2 separate regions of the Homo sapiens genome follow, and region 2 is linked to region 1. A link is a contact called in ENCODE Hi-C or POLR2A ChIA-PET data. All regions are on one chromosome and are shown on one strand. Each heading gives the region's core, a stretch centred on a gene start or an enhancer-like site at or near the end of the contact. The rest is flanking DNA. Distances are from core to core; before and after follow the strand shown.

Region 1 (3,370 bases), core at 258-2,757:
TTTTCTTTTTTTTTTTTTTTTTTTTTTTTTTGAGACGGAGTCTTGCTCTGTCGCCAGGCTGGAGTGCAGTGGCACGATCTCTGCTCACTGCAACCTCTGCCTCTCAGGTTCAAGCAATACTCCTGCCTCAGCCTCCTGAGTAGCTGGGACTACAGGCACACGCCACCACACCCAGCTAATTTTTGTACTTTTAGTAGAGATGGGGTTCCACCATGTTGGCCAGGATAGTCTTGATTTCTTGACCTTGCCATCCACCCGCCTCAGCCTCCCAAAGTGCTGAGATTACAGGCATGTGCCATTGTGCCTGGCCTCTAGAGGGTTTTTCTAAGGGACGTTCTGTGTGATGTGAACAGGGAGGCCTGTGGACCTCCCTACCCCACCCTCCCAGCCTGCCCTACCACCTCCTCCATCTCTGCCCTGGCACATTTTCCTTTAAAAAAAATTTTTTTTTTTTCAGAAATCTTTACGGAGTAAGCTTCCTTTGGGGGAACAAAGAAAAATATTTAGTCCATGGTGAGAGAAGAGAATTGTGGGGTGATGGGGTGAGGGTTAGTATATCATAACCTTGTTAAAATGGAGGTTACACCCCTGCAGAGCTCACTGGAATGAGGCAGGTAGTTTATGTAGCCTCAGAAAAATCACAAGACTTGCTTTATATTTTCATTTAGTCCCTTCACTTGGAAAAATCATGAAGGGAAAAAGGAAGGCTGGTAGTCACAGCCTGGTTGGAGGTGACTTCAGTCACTGGGGACAGAGGAGGGTATATGAGACCGATGGCAGTTTAGTTCTGGGGGTGAGGTGGGAAGTTGGGGAGGTAGAATTAAAGCCACAGGCTCCTACCTGGCTGACAGCAGATAAGACCCTGAGAGTACGCAGGCTAAAGCCATGCCACTTACGCTCCTCTTGCCTGTCTAGCTTTGGGCTTTTATCACAACCAGATTCAAAATTACTGCCCTATTCCATTCCCTCTGGATCCTGGATACTTTGATGATAGGCATAACTTTATTGCTAGACAATAAACACTCATATTAATGACATTTTACATTTAGAAAGTGCTATCTCTAGGTCACTGTAGTTGGTAGGTTGCGAGGGTGTATGGTTGTGGTCAAATTCACCTGTGGTTGAGTGGGCTGAGGCCAAACTGTGTGTCATGGCAGCTGGCAATATGGGGAAGGGAAACTGGGCATCTTTTGTTTACCGAGCACGCAGAAGTTTTTCTTTGTTCTAAGTACAGGTTCTGCAGATGAAATGCCTCAAGATACAATGTGTTCCCCTTAAAAGCCCAGAGAAAATGTCCACTGATACTGTCCAGTTTCTATAAACCACACTGGTACAAAAGAAAAGGGAGCACTGTGGCTGATGTTTGGCATTCTTGTGCAGGATGAGGAGAGGCATTTTCCATTACCTGGTTCACCAATGAGACATATCGCCACCCTTTCATACTCTTTCAGAGTGCAACCTTTGCTGGCCTCAGCTCAGGGGAGATTCCCAGGCAAAGTCCACTGGCCCATGACAAAGCAAAAAGCATTCACTTCTAGCTGGTGGTTTCAACTTCAGTCCTCAGGTGTACAATCAATTCAAGCATACCATCTTCTAAAGCAGTGGCTTGAAATCTACCCTATGTGACATAGTATCTGCTTATGGAACAGCTACTCATACTCATTAAAGCAGCCAAAAATATTAATATTATAAAGTCCTAAAATGCCATTTTGTAGAGGGTTTTTTGTTTGTTTGTTTGTTTGTTTGTTTGTTTTTGAGATGGAGTCTCACTCTGTCACCCAGGTTGGAGTGCAGGGGCTCAATCTCGGCTCACTGCAACCTCCGCCTCTCAGGTTCAAGCAATTCTCCTGCCTCAGCCTCCCGAGTAGCTGGGATTACAGGAGCCCGCCACGACACTCAGCTAATTTTTTACATTTTTGGTAGAGACAGGGTTTCGCCACATTGGCTAGGCTGCTCTCGAACTCCTGACCTCAAGTGATCCACCTGCCGCAGCCTCCCACAGTGCTGGGATTACAGGCGTGAGCCACCACACCCGGCCAAGTTTGTTTTTGTTTTTGTTTTCTTTTTTGAGATGGAGTCTTGCTCTGTCACCCAGGCTGGAGTGCAGTGGTGCAATCTTGGCTCACTGCAACCTCCACCTCCCGGGTTCAAGTGATTCTCCTGCCTCAGCCTCCCGAGTAGCTGGAACTACAGGTGTGCACCACCACACCTGGCTAATTTTTGTATTTTTAGTAGAGACAGGGTTTCACCAAGTTAGCCAGGATGGTCTCTATCTCCTGACCTCGTGATCTGCCCACCCTGGCCTCCCAAAGTGCTGGGATTACAAGCGTGAGCCACTGCACCCAGCCTCCATCCTTTACCACTTATCTCCCCATTCCAGACCACCACTCCTCCCTCACCCCCCATCAAGAGAAAGTCTGCAGGAGGCCAGTGGTCTCATTCCATTGTTTAAAGGGCTGAGTGAAATCATCCACCGGGGATTCCATCCATCAAATCAAATGTTATGGATTTGGTTTGTTTGGTAGATGAAAAAGCCTAAATTGGCTGTCTCCCAGTTCATTCTACATACCACTGTGTGAAAGCTAAGACCAAGGGCCCTCCCAAGAAACAACAGAAAATGGATAATTCTGTGAAATAAGAAGCCAGCAGTTCTCAGCACTTCCCACCAGGCCCTGGTCAAAGTCCAGCATGTCTGCTGGTCCATAGTCTCTAAAAGTGGAGAGCAAAGGAGCAGCCACTGCAGCCAGGTTGGTTCATTCATTCATTGCAACAAACATTTACTGAGTGCCTGCAATGTGCCAGGCCCCGTCCTGGGCCCCGTGGCTACAGCCATGATCAAGATTGTTGATGTGGAGGCAGAATGTTCAGGACACCATTGGCCAGGCACGGTAGCTCACATCTGTAATCCCAGCACTTTGGGAGGCCAAGGTGGGTGTATCACCTGAGGTCAGGAGTTCAAGACCAGCCTGGCCAACATGGTGAAACCCCGTCTCTACTAAAAATACAAAAATTAGCTGGGCAAGGTGGCACACACCTGTAGTCCTAGCTACTTGGGAGGCTGAAGCAGGAGTATCACCTGAACCTGGGAGGCAGAGGTTGCAATGAGCCGAAATTGTACCATTGCACTGTAGCCTGGGTGACAGAGCAAGACTCCATCTCAAAAAAAAGAAAAAAGAATGTTCAGGACACCCATAAATCATGCCATGTAGATACAGAGTCAACCCTGGAAATACATACGGTCACAGAACCTTCTGACAAGGACACTGTCACTGACTATCTCTGCTTTCCATGCTCGATCCCACAGCCATCCCCACAAGTGAATATTGCCAAGGGCAGAGAACTCTCTGCTTCTGAAGTAAGCTATTCTACT
Region 2 (3,370 bases), core at 646-3,145, 100 kb before region 1:
GCACATTCCTACTCCTCCGTGAAGCCCTCTCTGATTCTTTTGAACTTGAGTCCCTTGAGTTTCTCTGGAGCTTCCCAGGACGGTGAGCTCTTGCTGCCTCATAGTGCAGTATTTATATTCACGTGTTTTCCCCATCCGGAGCTATAAGGAGAGCAAGGCTTCATTGTATAGTTCTCTCGGTGTCTTATGTATAAGAGATTAATACATATTGAAAGAATGCACGCTAATAAATGAATAATTTATCATCAGCTGATTCGATTAGAATCAGTCTAATGAGAACAATAGTAATTTCATACATCATTTTCAAGGCATTTTTATTTCTTTTTGGGTCTATTAGAGAAGTAGTGACACAGAGGCATCTTTCTTTCAGCCTGAAATTAGATATTAAGCAGAATCAAGAGTTAGGGGGAATGCATGGGGCTCACCCTGCTACAGATTGCTCAGCATTGCATAGAATGCCAGAGGCTAAGGGCCCCTTGGCAGTTTGTTCACTCTTTATAATCCAAGTGAAGAAACTGAGGCACCAGGTCATGCATGCTGTTAAATATCAGAGCTGGAACTCAGGGCTGTTCAGACCCGGCATGTACATCATGTCCTACTGATTTCGCAGGTCTCATCGCTTTGTGTCCTACCCTTGTCTTGTGGGAGAAGGGCACCCAGATATGAGTTACGATCATCTCACCTATATAATAGCATGTTGATGGGACATGACTCATTTAAAGGAGGCTGGAAAAATGGGTCGAGTAGTCACATTAGCCTTGCTAGATTCACATGTAATCTGACTCTGCAGATGGTGGTAGCTTCTGCTTGTAGAGCTAGTCATGGAAGCCCTGTCAGTGCCTTGTATTCACTCCACTGGAGGGTGCTGGGGGGATGAGGGAGCTGTGTGTGGGGTGGGCAGTGTCACCTAGTAAAACAGGTAGAGTTTGGGGGTGCCAGAAAGCCCTGGGTTTTATTCAATACCAGCTCTGACTTATTTCCTGTGAGCTTGTGGGTAAGTTCTTCCAGCCATCTGTTTCATCACCTATACGTTGGGAACGATTATAACAATATCTCCTGTAAATATGTCCAAACAACAGTGAACAACAATTACATTCTGGCTGCTACGATTGGGGCAGGGTGGGAAAGTTGCACTTTTCACTTTATGTATTTCTCTAGTTTTAATTTTAAATTATGAGCACATGTGACTTCCTTAATCAGGAATAAAGCCATAAAGCTTTATTTGTGAAAACCACCTCCAAGGAGGGTTCCGGTAAGCATGGAATATCTGAAATCTGCTGGGTTCTTATAGAGTGGGAGTTGCTGCTTCCGTGCCTGCCTGTACTAGGTCAGAGCAGTTAGAATTTTGTGTCGTCTCTAGTTGCCAATATTTGTCTTTAGCAGCTCGTCAAATTTTCCTTGGTGTGGGTTGCTACATGCCCTCAATCACAGAGCCAAAACACAGATAGCTTTCTCCTTTTTAATTTTCAAAGGCTTCTAGTCTGCCCCCTCCGCTTTGGGGAGCACTAAAGTCTGTTTGGAAATGTGGCCTTTTTGATGCCAAAGGCAGTCCCACAAGCCTCGTATCCCCTCCACCCCACTTCACACAGCACATCTCAAGGAGCACGCATGAAACCTTCACTGTTAACACTTGGTGCTGGCATCCTGGCTTTCATCCCGAGAAAATACACAAACCAAACCAAATCCACAGCACTTTAAAAACACTAATTAACTCTCACCACTGGCCTAGGCTACGCAGAAATGGCAAATCCCGCTGCCCCAATTTTATGTTTGGAGAAATCAGGGTAAGCAACATTTTCTAGGGCTTCTCTGAGCCAGATCACAGAAGCTGACCTGAAGGACTTGGCCTGGCCCTGCATCTGGAGTTAGGCCATTTGATGAAGGGCCAGCTGCCTCACCAGATCCCTTCTCTACAGCACCACGTGGTTAGTGGCCCATAACTCCATTTGTACATCAGCGTTTGTTTTTTTTTCCCCAGGGTTACTTTGATGCCAAACTGTCTCATGTCCAACTGACCATTTATTTATTTGCTTACTTTTCTTTAATTCTGGTACAGCCTAGAAATTTTAGCCATAGCTTCCAAGTGTAGCCTGTTAATTATAGTTGATTAAAGGTTCTATGCTGATTTTGAATTTCAACACAAAAGCAGACTAACTTCCAAACAGTCCCTCTCAGGTCCAGTGGCTCCGCCCCTTCCGTCTTCCACCCTGGAGCCTCCCCAGGTCTGGTAAAGATTTGGTGGTGTCCAGACTCCTTTTTTCCTCTCCCAGTCTGGACCAGTCATTCTCCTACCTCAGTTCCCCAGTCTTACCATCTGTAAAGATAAATATATCCATCTTTCTTGAAAGAGTCTACCATAAAATTCTGTAAAAACATAAAACCTCATAAAATTTTAGGGAACATATCCAATGAAATTAAAATTTACAAAGTAAATCTATTTTGTAAATATTTATTGATCTTGTCAGAATTTTTAGGGGTTTTAGGGTGCTTGTGTATAAGGCTGAAATAAAACTTTTGAAAACATTTCTGGGACGTTGTTGAAAACAGACTAAACGGCCTGTTTAGTAACCCATAATGTAAGATGTTAGTAATCAGGCATTTATAGACTGAAGTCTGTTACCTCTGGCAGAAAATACCTAGGGAATGAGTATATGGCCCCTGCTTCTAAAGATTCTTTTGAATCAGAGGAAAACATATGCCCAGGAAAGGATATTAACACAGTTATAAAATAAAGTAGAACAAATGATAAGTGATATAATATAAGCAGTAAGGACAAATGAAGAAGTGACAGCATTTGGGAGTGATTAGGAAAGGTGTTCTCAAAAAGGATATCTTTAAATTTGTCCATTACTTCAACAACTTTAGTTTTATCTTTCTTGATTTTAATGTGAATGAAGGAAAAGAATATTTAACACTATTAGTTTTCTATCACTGATCAAACAAATTACCATAAACTCAATGGCTTAAAACAACCAATACTTAACCATCACTCTATTTTCGTATTTTTTGAATGTTTTCAGTTCTGTAGGTCAGAAGTCTGACATGGGTCTCACTGGACTAAATCCAGGGTACCGATTGGCAGGGCTGCAGTCCCTTCCAAAGGCTGAGGGGACATCCCATTTCCTTGCCTTTTCCTGCTTCTAGAGGCTGCCTACATTCCTTGGCCCATGGCCTCCTTCCTCCATCTTCAAAGCCAGCAATGGAAGGTTGGGTCCTTTTCTAGCACATTCTTTGAACCTGGCTTCCATCATCTCATCTTGTCTGACCTGTTCTGCCTCCTTCTTCAACTTTTCTGGACTCTTGTGATAACATTGGGCCCACCTGGATAAATAATCTAGAATCACCTCCCTATTTGAAAGTCAGCTGATTA

What was found. A loop is a pair of places that touch in the nucleus more often than their neighbours do. ChIA-PET counts read pairs that join two places held with the same protein, here RNA polymerase II (POLR2A). Pooled maps may share reads with other maps.
Region 2: a map of OCI-LY7 shows a loop between it and region 1 (2.9-fold over the local background). The contact joins two enhancer-like sites. A Hi-C loop is called at or near these places in 1 of 168 maps with a recorded cell type or tissue (OCI-LY7), 1 of 37 single-sample maps with no recorded cell type and 4 of 50 pooled maps. POLR2A ChIA-PET finds 5 or more read pairs at or near these places in 2 of 52 experiments (OCI-LY7 and activated B cell).

Annotation. Positions count from the first base shown.
Region 1 is chr5:78,726,033-78,729,402 of GRCh38, reverse strand. All of the region lies in intron 3 of LOC124900191 (a long non-coding RNA gene), which reads left to right. Among named protein-coding and RNA genes, the nearest start is that of LHFPL2, 79 kb to the right of the region's middle. RefSeq lists enhancers at 1,248-1,357, 1,323-1,617. Within about 2 kb of position 1,507, at least 4 of the 41 ENCODE cell types and tissues checked have a DNase peak (open chromatin) inside an H3K27ac peak, as active enhancers do.
Region 2 is chr5:78,828,841-78,832,210 of GRCh38, reverse strand. All of the region lies in intron 6 of ARSB (arylsulfatase B), which reads left to right. Among named protein-coding and RNA genes, the nearest start is that of ARSB, 150 kb to the left of the region's middle. Within about 2 kb of position 1,895, at least 8 of the 41 ENCODE cell types and tissues checked have a DNase peak (open chromatin) inside an H3K27ac peak, as active enhancers do.